2 separate regions of the Mus musculus genome follow, and region 1 is linked to region 2. Evidence: chromatin loops called from intact Hi-C (ENCODE). Cell type or tissue: heart. All regions are shown on one strand. Each heading gives the region's core, and the rest is flanking DNA. Links, peaks and the distances in the headings are about the cores only.

What was found. A loop is a pair of places that touch in the nucleus more often than their neighbours do. Peaks named below come from ENCODE experiments on the same cell type or tissue, not always from the same donor. Only the 100,000 strongest peaks of a DNase experiment are listed, where the experiment ranks them.
Region 1: a loop joins it to region 2, with 2.7 times the contacts of the local background. A loop is called at or near these places in 4 of 42 quality-filtered maps.

Annotation. Positions count from the first base shown.
Region 1 is chr3:153,935,859-153,952,290 of GRCm38, forward strand. Acadm (acyl-Coenzyme A dehydrogenase, medium chain) reads right to left here and starts at 8,785. Exons shown (of 12, transcript NM_007382.5): 1 at 8,538-8,785; 2 at 6,025-6,112; 3 at 3,212-3,309; 4 at 3,039-3,108; 5 at 2,696-2,796; 6 at 1,845-1,925; 7 at 437-567. The coding sequence starts at 8,567. In heart, for the core only: no CTCF peak of the experiment used is centred there; DNase peaks (open chromatin) are centred at 5,943 and 8,753; H3K4me3 peaks cover 2,265 bases; H3K27ac peaks cover 2,971 bases.
Region 2 is chr3:154,593,271-154,603,958 of GRCm38, forward strand. It overlaps Tyw3 (tRNA-yW synthesizing protein 3 homolog (S. cerevisiae)), which reads right to left and starts at 3,828. Exons shown (of 6, transcript NM_172474.5): 1 at 3,583-3,828; 2 at 1,184-1,264; 3 at 447-545. The coding sequence starts at 3,756. Cryz (crystallin, zeta) reads left to right here and starts at 3,441. Exons shown (of 9, transcript NM_009968.4): 1 at 3,441-4,014. In heart, for the core only: CTCF peaks have their summits at 3,354 (motif pointing right), 3,570 and 3,939; DNase peaks (open chromatin) are centred at 3,491 and 3,851; H3K4me3 peaks cover 1,888 bases; H3K27ac peaks cover 1,694 bases.

The DNA of each region.
Region 1 (16,432 bases), core at 4,902-12,901, 650 kb before region 2:
GCACTGTAGCCCCTGAGTTGCATGGCAGCCCCACAGTCCAGTAAGAACGCCTCTTCAGGGGATGGGCGTCACAGCACAGTGCTCCCTGGTATACAGAGCTCCAGGTTCATTCCCTAGAACCACAAGCCTGCTGAGAACCACCCTACTGAAGCGTTCTGCTTTCCTTCAAGCGAGGGTTAGCAGACTGTGCACTGGGACTGAGCCCGCCTGACAGAGTCAGTGAGATTAGCTATTTTTACTGCGCTTTACACTTTAGACTTCTTAAATTAATCTCGAAGAAATAGCTCAAGGGCTTAAAATAGTTCATGAGTCACCGAGTTATTTATAATCTCCTATGGACCTCCCAGTTTTAAAACTATAGGTTGTTTTAACTGAGAAGGCTTAATAATAAAAGAAGAAAGGGAGACGTGGAAGGTACAGTAATGAAGAGGCCTACCAGTTGGCCTTTCCCCCGTTGGTTATCCACATCTTCTGGCCGTTGATAACATACTCGTCACCCTTCTTCTCTGCTTTGGTCTTAATGGCCGCCACATCAGAGCCTGCGGAGGGCTCTGTCACACAGTAAGCCTTGGATATCCAGACACAAGAAAAAAATTAAATGTTAATTATTAAATTGTGAATATCTGGCAATAGTGTTATTTTGCTTGTTTGTTTTGAGGTTCCAGGATAGAACCCAGATTCTTAGGTATGCTAACTAGGGTTCTACCAGTGAGCTATGCTCCAGCCCGGCATTTTGTCTTTGAAGGCAGTAATGATAAATGAATATCTAGAATTACAATGTTCTTAGAAAACCAAATAAACTGCTGAAATGTAAAAAAATGTACTCTTTTAAAACATTTTAACTTAATTCAAAACTAGACACAGCATACCAATAAACTACAGAAAATATTAGGAATTGAATAAACAAATTCATTAAATTGAGCTTGCTATGTTGATGTATTTGAATGTTCATTGAATACCCATTATGTAGTAGCCAGATGGAAAACCAGAGCTGAAAGGAAGTCCACCTTGAGATTTTCACCGGGTACAGGGTAACCATATGAAGTGTGGGTGCTAAACACCAGGATTTGAGAAGCCAGTTTCTACGAGATGATGTGTAAGTCAGACCTCAAAAATGAAGGATATTCTGTAGCCATGTATTGTCTGCAGGAGTGTTCTCTGCATGTGATGAGGATGAAACGCAGGATAGGGTTGGGGGCACAGCCTAGCATGCACAAGGGCCTGATTCAGTCCCAGGCATCACCTAACGTAACTGGACATTCCATAAACTGAGTCATGCGTGGTAGCACACATCTGTGATCCCAGCAATAGAAAGGTGGGAGCACGAGGAATAAGAGCTCAAGGTTACCTTGGCTACCCCGTGAGTTCAAAGCTAGTCAGATACATGAGACCCTAAAGACAGAGAGTCACAGCACAGAGATGTGAAGACAGACCCCCCCCCCCCCAGGCTCCCAAGTGCTGGGATTAAATCGGTGCACCACCCTGCCTAGCCAGAGAAACATTTTAAATGACAAATGAAGCAGTTTGAGTCGAAGGATAGCCGGGGCTGCAAACACCCAGACAACCGCTCCCATCTGGAGCTGCAGAAGGACGGTTCAGCAGATATCACTTCCTGAAAGCCAGCAACAGGATAGCTCAACACCATCTTGGAATCCAGAAACAAGTGGACTCTCCCTTGTGGAAATGAGCAGGGATTGCTAAGACACCGGCTGGACAGTCCAGGTACGCCTGTGTCTGCCGGACTTCTGTCCTCAGGGCACGAGGTCCAATAAACACATGCAGACTGAATGGCAGAGCCAGCGCTCCTGGCCCGTTTACAGGGAAATATGGACGAACATACTCACACACATCATTGGCTGCTCCGTCATCCTCCCCAAATACTTCTTTTTTTGTTGATCATTTCCAGCAAGAATCACAGGCATTTGCTACCAAGGGAGATTAACATTAAGACGTCGAGATATTTAAATTAGTTACGTAGATTCAGAAAACCACAGTTCCACGAATAAGAACTACCTGCCTCCCATAAAGAAGTAAACTTATGAACTGGCATTTGCTCTGAACGAAACGAGCGAGAAGAACACAGACTAACATGAGCTTCTCCTTGAGTTATAGGTGGGTGGGGCTGCTTAGTGACACACAAGCGTGGTTGACAGTAAGGAGATCACAGATTAAATTTAGGATATGTGACACGGTCTGCACGACGAGCAGGCCTCCTAGATACTGCTCAGTTCATTTCAGCGTAGTAACTGAGCAGCAGGCCGAGGGGATGGCTTCCGAGCTGCCGCCAAAGAGTACAGTTTCCTCACAAGGACACCCAGAACGGCCAGTATGGGAGACAAGTGAACCACAGTGATCAAGCTATAGAATCACAGCTCCAGGCCGGCAAGCCAGTCTTCCTTATAGTTCTTACAGAGATTAACCCAGCTTCACGGTCGGTGTCTCATTAACAGCCCAGGTAAGCGATTAGCATTTCTCAAATGGTAATTTTACTTATTTTGTACATATGCACACATGTATGTCTATGTATGTGTGCACGAGTTACAGCTCTCTTCTGGAGGCCAGATGACACCTTGGGGGAGTCCGTAGTCTCCTTCCATCACACGGGCCCCAGAGGTGGAACTCAGACCATGGGGGCGCCTTTACCCACTGAGCCATTCCACCAGCCCCATGATAAGTGATTGTCTTAGTGACTTACCCCCAAAGAATTTGCTTCAATAGCAGTTTGCACCCCTGTACACCCATACGCCAACTCTTCGGTAATTAAACAAGCATCGAACGTTCCCAGGCCAAGGCCACCTACAGCGTCAGAGTGTACGTAGCACGTTATAATATGAAGAACAACTCAATAAACTCGAAACCATCTAGACAGGGAGATGCCTGTGCTCTGTGCTGAGTGAGGACCAGGCTCCTCCGAGCAGGCAAGTTCTATGTTGCCAATAGGGAAACAAAGGCAGAAAGCCTCTGAATGGCAACAACACTTTAGAGAAATGGGCGTTTTCATTTTTGTAATTTTCGGAGCAAACGTGTAGGAGGCTTACCGCAACTTTCCGGAATGTGCGCGTTGATCAAGCCGAGTTCCCAGGCTCTTTTGATGAGAGGGAACGGGTACTGAAAGGAGAACAGGTACAGCACACCTGAGCCTAGGCAGGCTGGCCACCCAATCTCCTGGCCATACACGACTTCCCCACTTCCCCGGCAACCCGATACCCACCTCCCCGCTTTTGTCATATTCCGGGGCGACGGGGATAATCTCCTCTCTGGCAAACTTGCGGGCAGTTGCTTGAAACTCTTTCTGCTGTTCCGTCAACTCTAAGGGAACATTATTTTGAGAACATCAAAAAGAGTTCATCAACACTGAGTTGAAGAGACAAGGCCCATGAAGCTGTTCTGCAGAGGTTTCTATCTATCAAGAGGTAAGCTTCTGACCTCAGGCAGCAGTCTAAAGACACAAGACGTACGCACTCGGGCAGCATACAGCAATAAAGCTTGTTTCAGGGACTTACGGAAGAACGTCAACACCATGATTTAAATTTCACTCTTCTTTTAAGCCCCCAATAAGGTTAAGGATATAAGTTCCCACAAATAAAATGGTAAAAGCAATGAGAAGTCTCCCCAAAATATTAACAGACACATTGAACCCTCTGTATTAGCAACAGGCAGTATTAAAACAATGGGTCTACACGAAATAAAACTAGTTATTGTAAAATGAATGAGACGACTCCGCTGCCTGGACCCCTGGGGTAAGTGTGGATGGATAACTGCATTTTTGGAGCTGTACTACCTGGTGTTTCAATGTGGCTGCACTGATATAATAAACGAGGCTGGAAAGTAGCTCACAGGTGGAGGGAGCACTTTCCTGTCTAGCCTCTGTGAGGGAGGCCCTCCATTCCACCCTCCACACACGGCAGGGCAGGGAGGGTTAAAGGTGGCACTGGGTATTTCAGGCAATCAGAGTAAGAGCCAACGCTTAGAAGAACAAGCCAGGTGAGGCAGCATACACCCTTATACCCAGCACTCAGACCACAAAGGCAGGAGGATCTTTGTAGGTTCAAGGCCAGCCTGTTCTACATGGTGAGTTCCAGGCCAGATAGGGATACACAGTAAGATCCTGTCTTTAAAAAAAGAAAAAAATATATATCTACAGTTCTCATTTGTATGGGGCCGAGAGGCAAAGTGTAAAAGACAGATCAAGTCTCATGGTTAAGACACGGAGACTAAGGAATGGCTGAAAGCTGTGTACTTCCGTCAGTCATCCACACAGCCTGATGACACACCAAGCAGTCTTCCTTTAAGGGGACTGGCACACTGGTTTCTATGGTTTCACTACTAAGTACAACAAACAAACAAACAAACAAAGAACCAGGAAGACAAAAGCAGGAGACCAGGCAGAGAGGAGGTGGCTCCTCGAGGCTCGTGGTGATGACAGCAGCAGTCAAGGAGCCTGGGGCTCGGAGCTGCTGGGGTTTTCCAGATCTCTTCACTTCAAAGACTGGAGATAATTCCTTCCGACTTTAGACAGATGAGTCCAAAGTCAGAAGGAAAGGCGTCTACCATATTATTATTTGTTGGCAACCTGCTTTCATCAACTCAGTAATCTTCATGATATCCTATTGCACTTGTTATACCTACTTTATCCATCAGAACCAGTTAGTCCTGGCTGGCCAGGAACTAGCTCTGTAGATCAGCCTGCCCTCGAACTCAAGAGATCCACCTGCCTCGGTCTCAAGTGCTGGGGTCAAAGGTGCGCTCCTCCACCAGTCCTCTCATTACCTGCACTTTAGTCTGAGCTCACAAACTCCCTCCCAAACTCCTCTATCTGCCTCACCCTCTGGCACTCCGAGGCTTGTCAGATTCTCGGAACTGCCCACAAGTATGTAGGAATTCATATGTAAAAAGCTGAGAATAAAGCTGGGCGTGGTGGCGCACACCTTTAATCCCAGCACGTGGATTTCTGAGTTCGAGGCCAGCCTGGTCTACAAAGTGAGTTCCAGGATAGCCAGGGCTATACAGAGAAACCCTGTCTTGAAACCCGCCTCCCCTGCGCCCCCCAAAAAAGCTGAGAATAGATAACAGTCAGAGTAAAGGCTGCTACTCTCACACGCCCACTAATTCAACTTGCTATGCTCATGATATATGAAAAGTCTAATTCCAGTTGTGTGTGTGTGTGTGTGTGTGTGTGTATGTATGTATTTTCACTCAAGTATACTCGAATAAAGTCAATAAACCTAGATGCGTTCAGCCACCAAGGACCCCGTGCTTGTTAACCAGCTCAGCCTTGGAACTTTTCAGAGACCAAGGGAACAGAGAAAATGGTTTCCTAGCTAGAGGCAAGGTAACAACTTCAAGTAAAAACCCTTTAGGGGTGAAGGACACCAAAAACCAGGATTTACTTCACATTTTTAACTCGGAATGTTTCATTTTGTAAAAAGGAAAAGAAGAATCTAGCTTCTTTTCCCTCCAAAACCACATGGCCACCTGGTCTCAGGTCTGAGGACACCGTATAACAGCATCAAACCGCAGCTCAGATAAATCAGGCCAATTTTTTAATTGTTACACCACTGAACCGATGAGTATTTGGAGAAATATTTGTTAAGCCAGCGGGTGTGGTTGCTCACACCTTTAATCTCAGTACTAGGGAGGGAGAGGCAGGCCTGCCTATCTCTCTACTTAGAGCTCCAGCCAGCCAAAGCTATATAGTGAGACTGTCTCCAAAGACAAAGGAAGTATGTTACAGTTAATCTGTAGGTTGAAAACAATTCATATATATTCATTTATTTGGGCTACCATTTGGGAAAGAAGAGAAAGGACACCATAGAGGCCGCCTGAGAACACTTGAGTGTTCGGGAGAGCATACAGAAGAAGGCAACGCAGTTTTCGGGAGAGCATACGGAAGAAGGCAACGCAGTCCAGCAGACGGAAGTTACCGGGAGCCAACTGTGGGCGGTGTCTGCTCCACTCATCAACAGACATCATGTTACAGACACAGCCCAGGCAGACCTTCAAGTCAAAGGGAGGGACACATACCAAAACTAAACCCTAATCCGGGCTCCTGCTTGTGAGCCGCTTTCGAGTGTTGTGTTCGACACTCAAAATGAGAAACACTTCTCAGGACCTGGAAAAAAAATAGATATAATAAGTAAACTTAATAACCTAAATATCAACCAAATGCAAAAACACTGGCTAGGCCATTGAGGTCCTTACTGTATAGACGGGTGACCGGAGCCTGAGCCCTGGAACCCACGTGGTGGGAGAGAGAACTCACTCCCACCACCGTCTTCTGGCTTCCACCTTGCTGCATGTACTGAGAGTTCCACACAGACACATCCGCACACAAATGAGTATTGTCATACAGACCCCAGGGCAAGCACAGCATCTGTATGGCTATGTTTTTATTCAAGAGCTACGTTCTTAAAGTCAGTACTAAATAAATTATAACTCAAACGTCAATTACAAGCTAGAGGGATGCCTAACCATAAAGGAAATGTTATTCAATTTTATAGTTTTTCATTTGTGTGTCTATATATGTGTGGTGAGGGTACAGGATTCTCTGGAGTTGGAGTTACATATAGTTCTGAGCCACCTAACATCAGTGTTGAGAAGCCAACTCAGGCCCTCCGCAAGAGCAGTAAATATTAAATGAGAAAAAAATGTAAATTGCTCAGTCATTCTCATTCTCTCTCTCTCTCCCTCCCTTCCACCCTCCCTCCTTCCGTGTGTGTGTGTGTGTGTGTGTGTGTGTGTTCAAGTGCAGTTTTTGGTGGTGCTGTTTGTTTTGTTTTTGAGACAGGTCTCAATACGTAGCTGTGGCTGATTTGGAAATTTACTTTGTACACAAGGCTGGCCTTGAACTCCCAGAGAGCTCCCTAACTCTACCTTCATAAATGCAGGGTTAAAGGCTTGACCCACCACACCAGGCCCTAATAATTTGGTTTGTGTTCCTGTTAGGACAAGTTCTTTTGAAGTAGTTTAGGATAGCCCCCAAGCCCACCGTGGAATCCAGGCTAGCCTTGGGATCTCAATTCTTCTGCCTCTACTTCCGAGATTAAATGAAGACCACCACTCTACAAAACTGGTCAGCTGCATTTTATACAACTTAAGTGGCGGGCCCATTACTGGGCTCCTTATATACTGACATTAGTCATTCAATTAGAGTAGCTTAATGCACGCACGAGCCTGCTCATTGCTTGTGCAGAGAGGATGTGCAGGTCTGTGTGTGTCTGTGTGTGTGAACACACCTGTCTGTGTATGTGAGTGTGCACGTGTCTGTGTGTAGACAGCTTAGAAACAATAAAAAAAAGAACAGGGTTAAAAACTTAGCATTACAACATAGAGTTTAAGTTTTGCAAACACCCGTCTGGGAACAGTTCCAAACACACAATTTGTATTTACACCTGAAAATCAGGCTCACTAATCCTAGGAGATAACTGGAGATTATTAAAATAAGACAGCCAGGCTTGAAGGCAGAGGTGAAGCTGTGAGCGCCGCACCACCCTGGACTACAAAATGAGACCCAATATAAAGAACGACGACACTCTGAAACTCTAAAGTCAGAAGAGAATTGCGTTTATTATTCCTGGCTCTCTGCCAAAACCAAGGAATTCCAATATGGGAACACTACTAACTTTAGTCTTCAAGCCCGCAACTACAGCATAACTAAGTAACGAATTACTTAGAAATTTGACTCTTGGTTTTATCCCGGTGTGAAAAATAGGATAAAGGAATGCATTTTCTGTTTTGTTATGGTGTTAGACTTTCCCTCTCTTGTCCTTGGAGGCACCAAGAAACCTGTAGTTCTGTTGTCAGAATAAAAAATAACTTTAAAACCCTTCAATTTCTGCTTTCAGAACCTGTTGAGTTGTATAGTAATGGTGTTGTAAATTCTAAAACTACAGCTTTCGGTGCCAGAGGCAACTTCAGTCCAGTTTTAGGTGGTATAAATGGAGGTTTGTACGAACACATCGCTAATATAACAAACTAGTGGTTAAAACAGCTTAGGAGACAAAACTCTGCAGGGTACAACATTTAGAAAGCAAGCTTCATGAAAATTCTTCGGTAGGCTTGTCTCCCTTTTGTTTTTTGGAAGGGTGCCTGTACATCACAAAACCACAGGCGTCCTAACCCTGTTGGTGCGAGCGGAGCGGCCCACTTCCCTTTCCTTCGTGTTGTGCCTGTGTTCTGTGCACACCCAGGATCAACCTGTTTGGATCCTAACACTTGTTCACGCCCGTGGCTACAGAACCACACACTGATGCCTTCCTGGGGTGGGACTACAGTCAAAGTTTTTTGGAAGTGATCGCCTCTGCCACAGCAGGGTTCTGACACCGGGTTCCCTTCAAGAAGCGTGGGTGACTGGAGAGAAGTGGCTGAGCCCATTGACCCAGAATGAAGCAGGTCCGCAGGGCCACGCCTGCAGGGGTCAGAGCCCGGAGATCAGTGAGGGAGGGCGGCAGGCAGCGCGGGGGGACGCCCGCAGGCTCCCGCTTTCCCCCAGGCCGCGTAGGGCCGACCCTCCCGATACCACCCGGTCACCCGCTCACCCTGCAGCCTCTGCGGAACGCCGCTGCCATGATGGCTCCTCGATCTGCTGCCTCCGACCACCTCCGTGCAGCAAGCAAAACGGACGGGGGTCCCGCCCCCAGGAGGCGTGGCTTGGAGGGAGGAGAGGGGCGGGCCTTAGACTCTAGGGGTGCGGAGGCGTGCGGGTCAAAGTCTGCAGACCTCGGGGGCGTGGCCTAGGGAGTCCCTTTACACACAGATGAGGTCTGAGCTCTCAGACTGACTTCGGCTGAGAGACAGAGGGATGACGGGTCCAAGCAGAAGACCTTGGGCGTGGTCTTTGCAGGCTCAAGGGGTGTGGCCTGGGAGGCGGGGCTAGATGAGGGAGGGTCTCGGGTCCGGACCTGGGCCAGAAGAGGGAGTGGCCTGAAGGCCCTCTGCGCATGCGTCCTGCTCCCGACCTTGCCCGAGCCTAAACTTCTGTGCTTGGCCCGGAGAAGAAGACTGTGTGCCCAGTGTCACCGGAGCCCGAAGGTCACGTTCTTTCCAGAGGGCTGCCCGGGAGAGCTGGACCCGAATCTAGGCCAGAGGGCGCAGCCAGACGTTTCTAGCAGTCAGCTGTGACCTTTACTTGGAGAGTCAGATTCTTTATGGCTCCGGTATTCACTGGAACAACAAATTCTGGGCTAGATCGATAGGTAGTCTGTACTCCTTAAAATTTAAATAGGAAATTAGCTGCATGTGTAGCCAGGGCGACTAAGACATCTCAGTGCCAGGAGACTGAGAAGGAAGATCACTGCGAGTTTGAGGCCAGCGAGAGCCAAGTAGCAAAACCTAAACAAACCAAAGCACAATAGTGTTTATTTCATCTATTTTTCTGAACGTTTTCAAGGCTACTTATTATCCACTTATATAGATGTGGGAAGCATCCTTGGGAACCCAAGCTGAGCCTATCCAAAAGCTCCCCAGACAGTGAACATTGGGAGTGAAATTTTGCTCATGAGTTTGTAAACTTTGCTTAAATTCCCATTGTCTTCCAGTTAGACCTTGTGTCTGAGATGGTAGCTGTGGTGTTATAAAGATGAGAGATTATAAAACTTCTTAGTGTTGGGTACCTTAGTTGCCAAAGATTAAGCTGTCAATAGTCCTCTTGCTCTCTGCTTCAAGGAACTGGGAGACAGGAGCTTATTTTTGAGACTAATGAACAATGAAAAATTCTCATCTTCTCTCTGTCTTACCTGTAGCATTGTCAGGCACACCAAAGCCTAGAAAAGGTATGTGGATTCCATTGTGAGATAAATGCTCAGATCTATAAGATTAATCTTTCAACATCAACAATCTTTCCTGAAACATAGTTTCTAATGGTTGTAAGGGAACATTCCAGAAAAAGGTATCTTCCTTTGAATGGCCTGCTAGTCTGATGAGCTGTTTAAACCTCTGATTGTGGAATGTTCCAGGTCCACAAACAACATTATCTGTGCCATTTTTAGCCTCCTTGGCAGCCATTTATTGCCTTCCTTTATGTGTAAGCTAACAGCTTTGTGACCATTAGGTACATTCTTTAGAATATTCAGGCACACACCTACCTCCCACCAACCAGATGGCAAATGTTGTCAGATAGCATTGGAAGCCTATGGCTTTTTTTTTTTTTCTGTAACATTTCTACTAAAGTATTTGAAAAGTACTTTGATGTAAATATGACCTTCTTTGCTCTGTTTCCATTAAGCATCTTGATATTGCTACTTCATTGGAACAGAGACTTTGGGGTAGCCTGGAGAGATGCTTTGAGAGCGTGTCTCTCTGTCTCTGGTACAGTGTGTTTGCTTCACCTCACATTCACTCTCAAACAGGAATAACAAGGGTTAGCGATCTTACAATATTTGACTGACTGTATAGCATTAAGGAGTTGGACCCAAAGTTAAGAGAACAGATGCAAATGAAGGTAGCAGACTTTTATCCTTCTCAGCAATCTTTGAGCCCAAGTGAAGAGTTGGAGCTTTTTTTTGGGGTGGGGGGGAGTGTTGTTGTTGTTTTTTTTGAGACAGGGTTTCTCTGTATAGCCCGGGCTGTCCTGGAACTCACTTTGTAGACCAGGCTGGCCTCGAACTCAGAAATCTGCCTGCCTCTGCCTCCCAAGTGCTGGAATTAAAGGCGTGTGCCACCACCGCCCGGCAAAATTTATTTATTTATTACATGTAAATACTCTGTAGGTGTCTTCAGACACCCCAGAAGAGGGCATCAGATCTCATTACAGATGGTTGTGAGCCACCATATGGTTGCTGGGATTTGAACTCAGGACCTTCGGAAGAGCAGTCAGTGCTCTTAACCGCTGAGCCATCTCTCCAGCACAGAGTTGGAGCTTTTGGGTAAGAGCAATTTCTAAGAATTTGATTAGTCTCAGAACTAATTTGAACATAACACGCTCCAACTCTAAATATTTATATAACACATTGTCATGTGAGTTCTGTTGTCACATCTGTCTGGACAGTTAATCTCTATCATCATTTAATATCCAGACATAGTCAATATGTGCATTTCTCCAGTGACTTTTACATGTAATTTGTTTTCAAACCAGAATTCTATGAATGTTTTCCTACTTCAAATTGGTTTTAACTTCTTCTATTTTAAAATTTAATCAATCTTTAGCCAACAATAGCATCTTTTTAAAAAATATGTATATTTGTATGTCTCTGTGCACATTGAGGCCAAACGATGATAACGGATTCCCTGGAACTGGATATAGGTGATTGCCAGCTGCTGGCTGTGTGTACTGGGAACCAAACTTAGGTCCTCTGCTCTTAACCACTAAGCTGTCTCCTCAGCCCCCCTCTTGTTTTCTTTAAGAGGCCAAGCCAGTTGTCCTGAACAATGGCCCCTGCTGTACATTCATATTACTTCACATGAGCAAGTCTTTAATGTCAGCTTTGTCTCCTGATGATGGTTGGTTGTAGCAGTGAGTTTAGCTACACCACTTTGGCTCCTGGCGGATTTCACAGGATCTTTGGATTATCGAATGAAAGACACACACACACACACACACACACACACACACACACACACACACGTTGATTTTTGACTTGCCACAACTAGCTCAAAGGTTGGGCACTCCTAAACTTTTACCTAGTACCCAACTCCAATTGGGAAAGTGGCCAGAGGCCACTTCTTACAGGGCTGGTTGGTTTAATCTACTGTAGCTCTTCTGTCCCATCCTCCTCTTTTGAGTCATAGTGAGTCTCCATCTTCCTTTCTCCCACTTCCTAGCCCACATAATCTAAACGTTGAGCCCCCCTCTCTCCTCCCAGCCATTGATCTTTATTGATTGATTAAAGACTAATTGGGGGCAAGGACCTTCATCGTTTCGACGGGTAGATCCCTGATTAATTGAAAGCATTGGAACCAATCCCCAAGAGATGATTATTTGATAAAAGTGGTGATGCACAATCCTTCCTATGGCAAAGATTTAGTTTCCCATTGGCTAGTCAGAAGTAGCCACAGAGCTATGTCCCTAGCAAGCAAGCATAATCTTTATGCTCAGTTACTGAAAATTTATATGTCTGCAGGAACTCACAAGGAGAGGATTCCCCTACAGTGTAGGACAGTTAAGAATATAATCATTCAAGATGGCCTGCGGATTCACACCTCTAATCCTAGCATTCAGGAGGTATGGGTGCTAGAGGACCAGTAGTTCCAAGGCCAGGGGTGGGAGGGATGAAGGTTTAGCTACTCAAGGAGATGAGGTAGGAGGTAGAAAGTTCAAGGCCTGGACTACAGAGCAAGTTTAAGACAAGTCTGTGCCACTTGAAAAGATCTGTGGGTCAAAAGTAAAAATTGCAAAAAAGGCTGGGAACACAGCTCACTGGTAGAGTACTTACCTAACATGAATGTAGAGCTAGGTTCAGTTCCCAGAAATACTTAAAGGAAAGAAAGAAAAGAGAGGAAAGGAGGGAGAACTGACTGCATTTACCTCAGGCCTTTGTGGTTTCTTCCAGTCAGCCATGCTAGGGAAAACCCAGGCTCACGTTCTGTAGTGCTGCTGTTTGTCGAGCAAAAGTCACACTTGAAATTGTTGGCTGTACTTTGAGTGCTAGATCTAGCCATTTGGCTCTAATCCCTGGATCTGATTCTTAGTGGAAAAGCAGTGAGTGCTCCTAACTACTGACCCATCTCTCCAGCTCCCTACCCCTTTAAATTTGTTTAACTTTTATTTTATTTGCATTGGTTTAAGGATGTCAGATCCCCTGAAACTGGAGTTACAGACAGTTGTGAGTTGTTATGTAGGTGATGGGAATTGAACCTGGGTCCTCTGGAAGAGCAGTCAGTTCTCCGAGCCACCTCTCCAGTCCCTTTACTCTCTTTTTAAAACTCTTCGTAGGAATAGAAATTTGAAACCATCAATTTCCCCAGGTATGATTAAACTATGAACTCAGAGTTCATGGATCGAGCTGAGTGAAGGAGCTGAGACACTACTGGATGAGAAAACAGAAATCTCAAAAGCCAGAAAACAAACACATTAAGGTAGGTGGGTGCTTCTCGGGTTCTGGGAACTGAAGGAAAGAAGAACGTGCTTAGCAAATGCTACCTTCACATAGCCAGGACCTTCAGGAGTTAAAGACTAGAACACATCTAGAGCTGGAGAGATACAGCTAGACTTTGGAAAGAACTAAGAGACCTGGAGAGCCAGGGATGTCAGACACCTATAGTCCCACCACTCAGGAGGAAAGACGATCAGACGATCAAGATCATGCTCAGTTCATAGCCAATTCGAGGCTAGCTTGGGCTCCACATGACCGACCCTCTTTCCACCTCTCCGCTTCAGAAATGAGTGGCCTATCAAATTAAATTCAGCAAATAAGATGTCCACAGCTAACTAGTATTTACCACAACAATACAGAATTGAACGAATATACCCAAATACATGAATGTATCATGCCTACATTATCAACTTAAGGTACTTTAATATTTGTCCATGGAACATAGATTATGTACATGTGACTCATGAAAGATTACTCAAATCTTAGGAACTAGGAAAACAAATTTCCCTACCAAACCCAAACACTGATAGCAAATGTGAAATGATGTTGAAACTGAAGCATCTATTTGATAAGAGTTGGGCCTATCTATTCTGTCAAATCCTGTCTCTCAGCTGCTTGAAGCAGAGAGCAAGATGACTCTGACAACATATATCATTTAATCTTTGGCAACTGAGGTGCCCAACACTGGGAAGTTTTATAATCTCTCACCTTTATAACATCACAGCTACCATCTCAGACTCAGGTTGGCCTTCATGTGAGTTCCAAACAACTAGAGTTGGGGGCGGGGGCTCTCCCAAAAACTGTTGCCTGTAGGTGGAAATATGTTCTTCTAGCTGGGCTTCTGGCCTCAGTGGAAGAGGATGCACCTAACCTCATGGAGACTTGATGTGCCAGGGTGAGAGGATACCGTAGTGGGAGGATGGGTGGGGGTCCCACCTGCTCAGAAGAGAAGGGTAGGGAAGATAGGGGACGGATTGTTGGAGGGGATGACGAGGAGGGAGGCAGTGATCAGGATGTAAAGTGAAAAGTAATAGTAATAGTAATAATAATAATAATAATAATAATAACTGAGTATGAAGAAAAAAGTTGCCTTGGTCATGGTGTTTCTTCACAGCAGTGGAAACTCTAATTAAAACAGGCTTTTACTGCACACTGATGAAGTGTTTCCCCACTTTAGAACAGATTAATAGAATTTATTAATTTGTAGAGGGAAATAAGTATGTCTATTAAAGGAAGTCCCCAAGTTTGCAGAGCTGTCAATGTTAACTTCTAAGCCAAGTATGCCTGTGCTCGAATATTATCCTAGCTCACAAGAGGGGCACAGAGTTTGAGGGTTACCTGGGCTACATAGTACCCTCTGTCTCAGAAAAATAACTGATCTTTTGAAAAAGCTACATTTGTTTGTTTGTTTGTTGTTGTTTTTGTTATTTTGGAGAAGCTACATCTTAATGGGGAAAATGTTCTTACAGAAATTGCTAGCTCAGACCTTTAAACATCCAAAAGTCAGGCCAACTGTCATGGTTGCACACCTTTAATTGTAGCACTCAGGAGTCAGAGGCTGGTAGATGTCACTGTGTGCAAGGCAAGTCTGGTGTACTTAGTGAGTTCCAGGCCATCCAGGGACCTTGTCTCAAAAAGTGAAAAAGAACAACCAATAAAACAAAACAACAGACAAAGAATTTGCTAGCCCTTTCTGGCTTTAATGGCTTTCTGGTGGTATTCCACACAGATCGTTTTATAAACTGCGTGCTGTGCTAGAGTCTGTCCTTAACTCAGACATTTACATCTAGCCCCATTGGGCTTGTTGGAGGTTGAACCTCTGGGAGCTGATTGTCCTAAAGGTGAGGCCCTGAGGAGTGTGGTGAGTGCCCTCACTAAATAGGCCAACACTTGCCTGGTCCTTTCCGCCCTAAGGGGACACTATCTGAAGCCAGGACAGGGATTCTCAAGAGAAGTCAGCCACTCTCACTGCCTGATCTTGCAATCACAGCTCACAGCACTGAAGGAAGTGCATGCTTCCCACCTTGGTGATAATGGACTGAACCTCTGAACCTGTACACCAGCCCCAACTATATAAGACTTGCTTTGGTCATGGTGTCTCTTCACAGCCATGGAAACCCTAACTAAGACAGAAATTGTTACCAGACACTGTGGTATTCCCTGTGATAGATAGACCTGACCATGTTTTTGTTTGGAGGGATGTGGATTTTGGGTCTTTGGATTTGGAATTAGTAGAATGCTTTAGGTAGGGCTTAACGCACCATCCTAGTAGATGTATAGAAGACATTGCTGCTGCGGATGATCTGTAGGATTAGATCTTTTTAAAGCCTACTTTTAATAAAGGTTCTCAAATGCTTTGACACCCCCGACCCCAGCCCATTGTCTCAAGGTAGGAGAGAGAGAAAAGATGGTAAATAGGAAAAGGAGATGTGGACCTGTTTAGAGTAGTACTTTGGGGTAATTTCAATCTCTGTTCGTCAGGATACCAGCAGTCCAGTTCAGTATTGTCAGGGTACCAAACATGAATCAGCAGCGGTGGCATGATCCAGAAGAAACAGCCAGGCCTCCGCTGAATTGGCCTGCATCAACGGAATCAACCAGAGCCAGCTGGGATGCCGGGAGTTCTCTGCCATGCTTCTCCCAACGAAGTGAAGAACAGCGAAGAAGTGAGACCAGCTAAACATCGCACAGCTAGCTATGCAAGCATGTGTCCGTTGAATCCCATCTCTCTAGACATCACGTGTCCTCCCACAGGGCTTGCCTCAGCAAAGCACCGTGTGAGTCTGCGTCACCTGACACAACCAGAAACGTCCATTTCAGTGATTTGAACTGTGCAGACCTGGTCCAAGAGGTTTCAGTGGAGAAGAATTTTAATATGTGGCCTAGAGACTGTTCTTGTGATAGTTTGGTGAAGAATGTAACTGCTTTTTCTCTGCCTGAGGCTAAGGTGAAGACACTCAGATTAATTGCATCGACAAAGGAAGTCTCAGAAAAGCCTAGTTTAGACTTTATCCTGTGGTTCACTCTTATTGGAGGATTTAATAAGCATAGCAAGCTTAGAAAGGAAAATGCAAAATGAATGGTTCAAGTATTAAGGGGTGCCAGGAAATAGAAGGAGCTAAATCCTATCTTCAAGGAGATAAACACAGTGGTGACTTTGGGACAAGATGCCACCCACCTAAGCTTACTGTTTATTGTAAGCCAGCCCCAATTAAATGGTTTCTGTATAAGAAACATAAGACATGGTGTCTCGGAGCTAAGACGGAAAGGATGGACTCTTGCATGCGCTCGACTGGCCAGGAAGAACGACGCTGCAACAGGATCCTTCTGCACACGTTTATTGGGAGAGCTTGATTGTAGAGGCGAAAAGACCCTGAGCCCAGAACTGGTGCTGCTTACATAGG
Region 2 (10,688 bases), core at 1-8,000:
AGCTTGTGAGCAAGGACTGCACACAGCTCTACCCGGATGCTCTGTGGCTCATGATTTACTAAATTATGTTGCAATGAGACGACTCTGCATGTAATGGAGTAAAAGGTGTAGGTGAGCAGGGAGACCTCAGACATGCAGTTCTTGAGCTCTCGTCTAGAACTCAGCCAGAAAACCAAAGACACAGCACTGTGAAATCCACATGAATCCTCCCGCTGAGGGAGACCGCGGGCCAGGTGTGGGTACTCATTTTACTTTCCCAGAGATGACCGGGAGTCCCTACTCCTAACACTTGACATAAATAGCTAGACCAAGCAAACATATGAGAACAATTAAGTCAAAACATTAGCTGAATCAATCAACATTAAATAATTTTAAAAGGTGGCTTAAAGCTTAAAATTAATTCTACTGAAAGACATCTCAATTCAAGAGCAAGTTCAACGTCTTACCAGGGTTTGTGCGTCCTGCAGTGTCCGGCATTGCACATGGAGGATAAAAGGTTCAAACTTCAAAACAGCTTCGCTGGTTGCACCCTTCAGAGCTGCCATCTGAGGGAACCAAGGGTCAGCATGAGGTGCGGCTGCCCAGCCCTGTCCTGTCAACCTGTTCTCCCACCCACCTTCTGCTTCCTAGACATTCTAGCTCTCACTACCCACTCTGTCTGAGACATCTGCGTCCTCTGCCCTCATTTTTATTACAAACATTATTCTTTGCTTATTTTACTTAGTTTCCTGTGGAGCCTATGAAGGGCATGGAGCCCTCCCCATTCCACACGAGAATGCTGGAACCAGCCACACCTCTTTGTGTCCACTTCTCTCCTTTCCTCATTTCTGCAGAGGATGGGGCCGGATGTCCACAGGGACCCGGAGGGAAGGTCTCTGCCTGGTACAACCTTCCCTGTGCTCACTCTGCAGGCTCAGAGACGACACACTGGGCACAGCCATGAGCGTGTCCAGAAGGGATCGTGGTAAATGATATACTCTTATTTCCAACATTGAAGCTAGCAAGGCAGAGTGAAGTCCCTTCTTCTTTTATATTTTTTTTACCAGGTTGCAAAGTTATTAAATAACAGAGCTGAATGTGAGATTTGAACCCAGTGAGCCATGTGCCCACCCTCACCTCTGTGCTGCTGAAGAGGCAGGCCTCCCTGCTGAGTTGCAGATCACTTTTTAACTTAAAAACTTACCACATCGTCTCTCGCACACGGTTTGTGTGTGACCAGCAGCCAGCAGCAGTGTTGCTTCTGAACTCCAGAGCCTTCTGTGCTCTAAAATGACAGACAACTCAACTGTAAAACTTAGCAAGATGAGTACATTTGCATTGTAGAACATGGTGGGCATTCTTAAGTTAGTACTCAGAAAGATGACTGAAAAATAATTCAGTGTATTTTGGGTAAAGATAACCTAGGAGAAAAATCAATTCAAGTAACTTAGGGCTCAGATGGTAAAAGTACTCAGGTGTCTTCAGAAACAGGGGCGTGCTTTTGGTTTGCTTCTGTGTTTGTGTTGTGCTGCTGGGGATGAAACCCAAGATCTTATGAATGGCAGCTGAGCACACCTACCCTGGGTCACAAGCCTCTCTGGGCATGTGTTTGCTGGAAGAAAAGGATGAAGGACTTATATGTTAGCAGTATTTCACCATAAAAAAGTGAAAAAGGGAGAAGGCACCTCCTGTAGAACAGGGTGGCTAACACTACGGAAGGCCGACCATTTGCTGACGTCTGGGATGGGCACACCTTTCGACATGTTCCTCACCACTATGGAAATGTATTTGAGATCCCTAAAGTAGACTGCATATGCAAAGCAGCGAGGAGCAATGTGTCAAAGCTCTGGAGAGGCTGTCATTCCAACAGCGACCTAAACACTGCTTCTTTGCAAATTCTAATCGGTATATACAGATCCTTCCCTCAGAGTCTGCAAAGGGAGAGCAGAAAACCACACACATGAAGACCACCGCATCTCTACAACAACCACGCACACAAAGCTCTGGAGGCTCCTCTGGGAGCTGGTGGGGGAAGCGTGGGCCCTGAACGACCGGTTTTCATAGTGAGGCTCTAGGAACATGGGCTGGCTGTTATAAACAACCTCCGAGCCAAATGAGTGGTTTATGCTTAGCAAATGTACACAATGTCACACCACGACTTGGAACATCTCTGGCTTACCTATGTTTTCTCCACCCTGATTTTTTTTTTCACTTTCCTTCTTTTCTAATAAAGCAGAGTAAAAATAAATAGCCACCAAGTATAAGATACATAAGCTAGACAAGGTTCAGAAAGCATCCTATGACAACTCAGAATGGACAGCCACTCTTAAGTGGGCACTGTGCTTGTCTGCACCTCTTTCTGTGTCTGGCATAACAGTGGAGCTTGGAGAGTCGTGTCTCAGCTATGTAGATATAGGGGAAGCATTATAGGACAGCTACTCCAGAAGCTGAGGCAGGAGGACCACAGGTTCCAGGAGTTCTTGGTCTATTAAATGTGTTCAAGATCAGTCTATGCAGCTTTGAAAGATCCTGTTTTAGAAGGTTTAAAAAAAAAAAAAAACAAAAGGTAGGGAGGAGGCTGGAAGTTTCACTCAGTGGTAGAGTGTTTGCTGAGCATGATCGAGACCCTAAGTTCGGTTCTCAGTACTCTGCCACTCCTAAATGAAGAACAGGAACAAGACAAAGACAAGTAACTAAAGAAAATAGTTCAATCTTGGCAGTTGGTTAAAATGAGGAAAGGATTGCAGGTTACAGAACAATATAAATTTGGATTTTCTAAAGTAAATTCTGCTTAAAAATGAAAATATATAAAATATATATCATATTCTATTATGATTATATTTTGTATAATCATAATTATAATATGTTTTCATTATAGATATTTTACACATAGTATATACATATATATTTATACATTTATAAATATATTATACATATATGTGTATGCATCCCTCATATGCATATACATATGAATGTGTTGTGAAACATGGCTTGGAGAAGAGACAACAGTGTTTTGGAGACTCGTCTGAATAAACCCAGGCAGGGCAGTTGTAGAAGAGGTGTGGGCAGCTAGCTTGTGAGCAAGAGTGTCCATGAACAGAACGGGAGTGGTGGAAGCAATATAAACATGAACAGACCTCGATAATCTGGGACTTCAGTACGTGAAGAACCAAGCGGAACCTAGCGACTTTTAACCAGCAATATGGGGCCAGGCACGATGAGAAATGTTGGAAATAAATTACCCTATTTCACGTGTTGTCTAGTTATCCTGTGTTGTGGGACAGGAAGAGGATGAGAGCGTGCAGCCAGGGGCTTTGACCATGTATCTACAGTACTGTTTCATTTAGAGCTAAAATGCCCAGGGCTGTAATAATGACACCGGCCACCAGGGGGCAGCGACCCCTTAACCTTCGGGCGCCCATCTCATAGCGACAGTGATTGGGTTAGCGCGGCTCGAGGGCGAGCGTGACCGAAGGGACTTGGAGACTCGAGCTCCTCCAGCGCTCTGTAAATCCAATCCCCAGCCTTCGCCACTTAAGCTAGCTCCACCATCACCCGGAGGACGCATTAGCATTGCACAGCCTCCCCCGGCCCGGGCCTCACCCCGTCCAGAAGGAGGATGCGCCCTGCGCAGGAGCTGGTGGTGAAAAACTCTTCCCGCGAGTTCAGGAGCTCCACCACCTCCACCGCGTCCTCGTCCACACTGCCCTTGCGGCTAAGGTCCGCCTTGCTCAGACTCTGCGCCTTCCACCGGCCGAACTCCGCGCTACGGTCCATGAGCGAGCGAGCGAGCTGGGGTCGGCTTTCTGCTCTGGAATGCGCCTTCTTCTCCATGGGCGCAGCCATATTGCCGCCACGGTGGCCGGAGAGGACCAAAGTTCCCCATTGGCGCAACCAGGAGCAAGACGTGCGCCGCCAGACCGTACAGGCGTAAACCGAGAGGGGGAGCCTAGCGAAGTTAGGGAAAGCCAGCCCACCTCTTTCCCCACAGACCTTCTGGAGCTTAGGAGGTTTTGTTTCCTACTCTAGAGGAGGGTAAGTCACCCAGGACCGCAAGCAAGGTCCTACTCTTGTCTGCCGGGAGGCTTTTTTTTTTTTTTTTTTCTTTCTTTCAAGTTCTAGGCTCCAGGAGATCTATCTGCACTGGAGAACTGCACAGCAGGCGGCCGGTGGTTCCGACTGGGGTAGCTGCCTACTGATGCCTGGGGATTTCTGCCGCCACCCAGGCACTCGCGCCCCAACTCCGGGTTCACAACTTCCCAGGTGCAGGTAGAGGAGGTCTGTGTTCTGTCCTCCGGTGTGTATGCAGTGGGCGTTGTTATTCCTATTTTTAGACATAGTGGCACCCACCTACAGTAGTCTTCAAAAGAAAGAAGAGAGACCTAGAGAGAGTCAGAGACAGAGGGACACAGAGAGGGACAGAGTTAGAAAAACCTAATACATTGTTAACTACATCTTGCGCATTTACAGTTCCCAGAGTTCCTGCCTCAGTCTTGTGACCAGAAAAGACCTGTTAATGATTGAAAGTGCAGAGGCCACTGTGTGGACTTCGTGTCCACCTCGAGCCCCTGAAGCCACCATAACTCCCCGCTGGCTCCTGCCCTAGGAAATGCAGCTTGTAGCAAGCAGCATTCTGTCACACTGAAGCGGGGCCTGCCCTGTCCATGAGATGCTGCAGGGGTACAGAGTGATCAGTGTGAAAGCAAGACCGTGACAACATCATATAGCCAGAAGACTTGGACTGGATACTTTAATTTTCATCATTTATTCGTGTTTCCAAGTTAATAGTAAGCCACAAGCTTCCATGAGCCATTCTGGAACAGTGGCAGTACATTTTATAACTATGAGGCCTCTTTTTTAGTCTTCATTTAAAACTCTCTCTAGAAATCAATTTTATTTTATTTTGCTCTTTTTTCCACACCGTGTGTATTCCTGGTGCACTCAAAGGACAGAAGAGGGTATTAGATCTCCTGGGACTGGAGTTAGAATAGGTTTCGAGCCTGAGTCACCAAGTTGGTGCTGGAAAGCCAAATGAAGCCCTCAGCAAGAGGATAACAAGTGTTCCTTGCCGCTAGCCCTAACCTTGGCCCTCTGCACTTCATTAGTAATATGTCTTTCCTCTTGAGTTTGAGAGTTGACTCACTAACTCTATGTTAAGATATACATACGTCTAACATATCCCCTACCCATTTAACTTTCATTTAAACCAATGAATGAGTTTCAATCAGTCTAGAGGAGGAATTTTTAACTGTGTATGTCCTAGAAATAAAAAGTAAAATAAAAATAAAACAAGGTACTATAAACAGTTTTCACAACATATATATGATAGATAGAAAAGCCCATTTAAACCATAGCATAGTTAACAAACCAAAGAAACTAGGCATGATGGTGCATATACTAGGAAAGCTGAGGCAGGGGAGTTATCCAGAGCTCCAGACCAACCTGGACTACAGTGTGAGATGCTCCAAAGTGGCAGAAAGCTCCTCCTTGTCCAGTGTGAGACCATGAGTAACAATAAAGCTTACATTGTTGCAGCCAATCCCCACAGGTAGCCTAGACTAGACAACCTATACCATCAGGGTAGATTAGCTTTCCCTGTAGAACCATGTCTTTTATGTTTCTACTGTATTTCCCAATTTGTAGGCATTTGAAGAATACCCAAGTAGACGCCTTTATTAGATAATATATGCCCCAGCCTATAGCTTGGTGACATTTCATACCCAATTGCTCATACATTCCAGAATTCATTTCAGAGGCATGAAGGACAATCGATGCCAACATTTCCAAAAGTGAAGTTGGAAGATTCTAAGTTAAGGAAATAAAATCAGCCAACATTTAAGGCACTGAACTTGGGTTCTAGCCCTGCTGTGACCTCTGTGACCTGCCAGGGTTTCTGAACCTCTTCTAACAAAGGCAAAGGTCGTCTCCTTCATAAAAGGAAGGCTGGCTTTTTAGTTCTGCATAGCATCTTTTCCCTTTGGTCTTTTGTAAAGATAATAAAATGAATGGAGATTTAAAAACTATGCTTTTTTAGGAAAAGCTCACTATTATGAAGGCTTAAGTTCATAACTGCTGTTAGTATATCATCCTATTTTATTCTTGTGGTTCTTGTCAGGAGCCATCGAGGAAAGGGGACCTTCCTGGAGGCTTATGATGGCTGAGCTCTGAGAGGCAAGCTCTCAAGAGGCTTCATCTCTGGGTTGCTTCCTGCAGCTGATATGCCTTTCCTGTCATAGATAATCTAAGGGTTCCAGAGCATCACCCACTCTATTGAGCAGATTTCGTATAGATCAACCTAAAGATGAACTTTCATGAATTAATGCTGTTTAGATGAATTAATGATTTCATAGAATTCCTGATTTGATTCAAATCCTTTTGGGAAGAAAGCTTTAAGATGGTTTTAGTTGTTTTGCTAGAAAGATGTAATAAAGTTAGAATCAGGAATAGACAGTGCCCGTGCCTCAGAATAGTAAGTAAAGGCTGCATAATAAAAGATACAACAAGCTTTCAAAATTACACTAAAAGGAGAAAATAGGCTTGGGACAAATTTGTGTTCAAGGAAAAATATTCAGGTCCAAGGATGAAGCCACAGGTGTGCACTATGATCAGGCCAGGGCATGTAAAAACTGAACTTATAGTGAGCTTATCGTATAAAACACTGCATTGCACTTGTTACTGATACCTTTCCGTAACTCCCTTTTATGTAACATTTTATCTATAAGGGAATTCTTTCTTAGAGAACTTTTTGTCTAAAAGTATAAAAAGTCTGACAGCAATAAAGGAAGGTGGTGCAGCACACACATTTTCCGGTGTGTGTGTGTGTGTGTGTGTGTGTGTGTGTGTGTGTTGTTGTTGTTGTTGTTTGTGTGAGGGACTTCTCTCTGGTTCAAAAACAGTTAAGGAGCTCTGAGCCTCTTACCTGGCCAGCCAGGGGCTCCCCACTCACTCTCCAGAGAGAGGAGCACTAACAATAAATCCTTTCACTTAATTCCCTCTGCTGAAGAGCATGAGTTAGTCCACCAGGAACTGAGTTAGAGAGCTCAGTGCTGGTTCTCAGTGCTGGTTAAAGCACGGCATTAAAAAAAGATTTATTTTTTTTTCATAGCAACATTTTTTTTCCTTTTTTTCCCCATTTTTTATTAGGTATTTAGCTCATTTACATTTCCAATGCTATACCAAAAGTCCCCCCATACCCACCCACCCCCACTCCCCTACCCACCCACTCCCCCTTTTTGGCCCTGGCATTCCCCTGTACTGGGGCATATAAAGTTTGCAAGTCCAATGGGCCTCTCTTTGCAGTGATGGCCAACTAGGCCATCTTTTGATACATATGCAGCTAGAGTCAAGAGCTCCGGGGTACTGCTTAGTTCATATTGTTGTTCCACCTATAGGGTTGCAGTTCCCTTTAGTTCCTTGGGTGCTTTCTCTAGTTCCTCCATTGGGGGCCCTGTGGTCCATTCAATAGCTGACTGTGAGCATCCACTTCTGTGTTTGCTAGGCCCCGGCATAGTCTCACAAGAGAGAGCTATAACTGGGTCCTTTCAGCGAAATCTTGCTAGTGTGTGCAATGGTGTCAGCGTTTGGAAGCTGATCATGGGAAGGATCTCCAAATATGGCAATCACTAGATGGTCCATCCTTTTGTCACAGCTCCAAATTTTGTCTCTGTAACTCCTTCCATGGGTGTTTTGTTCCCATTTCTAAGAAGGGGCAAAGTGTCCACACTTTGGTCTTCGTTCTCTTGAGTTTCATGTGTTTAGCAAATTGTATCTTATATCTTGGGCATTCTAAATTTCTGGGCTAATATCCACTTATCAGTGAGTACATATTGTGCGAGTTCCTTTGTGATTGGGTTACCTCACTCAGGATGATGCCCTCCAGGTCCATCCATTTGCCTAGGAATTTCATAAATTCATTCTCTTTAATAGCTGAGTAGTACTCCATTGTGTAGATGTACCACATTTTCTGTATCCATTCCTCTGTTGAGGGGCATCTGGGTTCTTTCCAGCTTCTGGCTATTATAAACAAGGCTGCTATGAACATAGTGGAGCATGTGTCCTTCTTACCGGTTTGGGACATCTTCTGGATATTTTTTAAAGCATTCATTTAAGTACAGAGCAGTAACAAAGAGTTAGGTTTCCTAGCACTTACTCAAGCACAAAACATTTTCACAGCGCTTACTTAAGCACAGAGAGCTAAAGAGAAAAAGGAGCCTGCTGGGGGCCAGCTCTAGCTGTGCTTTCTGGTTCTCTCTTGAAGGTAACTGAGGGGGAAGGGTGTCGTTGGGGGCAAGACTTAGTCTTGCAAGATATTTAGGGTTGCCTTTATTATAATAAAAAGTTTATCTGTCTTAAGTCTAAGTCACATTCCTATGGTAGCTGACCTGCCTTTCTGAGTTGTTCTGAGGCCAGAAAACTTCAAGTCTCTGGCCTTTAGCACCTCATAGTAGAACAGCAGGGGGTTAAGTAAAGAGCCTTTGCTCTGTCTCTGCATTGACTGCTGCTCTAACTCCCAGCCTGCTCGTTGAAGTCACCTGAAGAAAAGGGGACACTTTGAAAAGTGATTTTTCGGTTGTATTTCTAAATTCTCTCTTAAAACTTCTTCTCTTGCTCTCTAAAACCTTTCCCAAAAAAGTTTTCTCTGAAAAAGTTCTTTTCCTAATCTTGCTCTCTCCTTCTGCTCTGATATAACGATGGCCTTGCTTTTGATACAATGTAACCTTCCTTAGTCTTTTGTACCTTTTCTAGGAGAATAGATCACATGGTTTATCCAAGCATTCTTGTTTTTTCAAAAAAGTTCCCTAGAAGTTCAAACATAAATTCAAATCATAAATTGAACAAGAAGTATACAATAGAGAATGTTTGCATGCATATCCATTAAGAGTAATTATTTGGCTGAACATTCATTATCTATCCTAGCTCTACAGGTTTATGGAGAGTTAAAGATGCAACTAAGTTATTGAAGTTTTGTATAGAAAAACCCAGTCAACATGTTATCTTATGTCCTTGCAAATATAATAAATCTTTGGTTCTCTTTTATGACCTTTGATTAATTGTTTTACAACTCTTGGAATGTGCTCTAAGTTGTAAATGCCTGCTTTCTATCTCAGAGGCAATTAAATTGAAGACTGGCAGAGTTCTCCTTGCAGTGTGATATCAAAAGGACTTAATGACAGTCCTATTATAAAAGATCTTAATAATTACTAGTGTAATTTTAGGAATTCTTATAGAATCATCATTAAGAACTAAGACATCATCTACTTGTCTATATAGCATCACTATAAGACAGTACATCATCCTTGATCTGCAGAAACCTGCTCAAAGGATAGGCTAGTGATTGTTATATATGTTTAATGATAACAGGAAAAGCATACTAATAGCAGGAATCTTTCCTCAGATGTAATCTTGGCCTTGCCTAAAGGAGTGAATCTGTCATAGCTTTATAGTCTATGATAGAACTATCTCAGAAAGATCGCCTGCTAGTTTTTGGCTTCTTTTAGATGGCTCCTGGCAGAAACCAGTGGTTTTCAGCCACAGAATAAGCAAGAGAGTGTGAATTTTCCAGAAGCCATCAGCTTCTACCCTCAGTACAGTTAAAGAGAGTTACAAGGCCAGAGAGCATCAGTCTTTTGGCCTTCATTCAACTCCGTGTTCCACCTCAGCTCTGAACCCCAGAATGCTGGGGCTAGCCCCCTGCAGATTCCCTTTGATACAGTGAGAGTGTTATGAAGCAGATGATGAGACTGTGATTGAGTTCAGAGGTAATAAGTGTAGGCTGGAGCCATCGGAACGCAAAGGCTCAGTGGGGAATGAGATTAAGAGAAGCAAAGGGTGGCTGGTGCTGCCAGGACCAGGCTGCCTCTCTGCAGAATCAGGATAAAGTGTGTGTGTGTGTGTGTGTGTGTGTGTGTGTGTGTGTGTGTGTGTGTGTGCAGTTCATAGCAGCCTTACATTTAGTACAGTGAGTTACTATTGAAAAGTGCTATTGTCTGAGCTGTGGCCTGCAGCAGAAAGCCATGAAGACTTACTCACAGTAGACCCTCAGACCCTTGAGGTCATGATTGTTGACTGTTGATGTTCCCTCACAGAAGGATGGGGGTCCTTGCACCTGCACTTGGCCTCTTAGGTCCAGAAGGTGCTAGGTTATTTAGAAGGTAGAGGGTTACCTGGAGAGGGTTTCCATCTATCTGGCCATGGGGAAGTCCTTGTCCATGCTGGGTGAGACTTTCCAGTGGTGTGGTTGGTTTGGAGTCATCTTCACCCCTGTAAGTAACCCCTCACCCATGTTCTGTAAGCCTTACAACCCTGCCTGAGCCAGACACTGGGGAGTTGTATTTTGTTTTGTTGCTGAGAGCACATAAGGATGTGGGGGCATTAGTGTTTTGTCTGACTTGTTTTCTGGACTGGATAGAAAACTGTCTTTTCTCAGGTTTTGAGTTTTGTGTCTCAAACACCTCCTAGGTAGCAGCAGAATCTCACTATTTGATTTGATTTATTTAAAGAAATTATGATAGGCCATAGTTAACATTATGGACATACAGATAAAACCAGTTCATCACATCTACCAGTATGATGTTTCCAGTTACATAAATTCATCTGCTAATTAGCTTTGCTTTTCTTAGCATTTATTTTTAACTACCTTTTATCTTCCTTATAATAGGATGACAGAAAAGTTTGCTGGGCCATTGTTATATATAAACCAGTGCACTAAT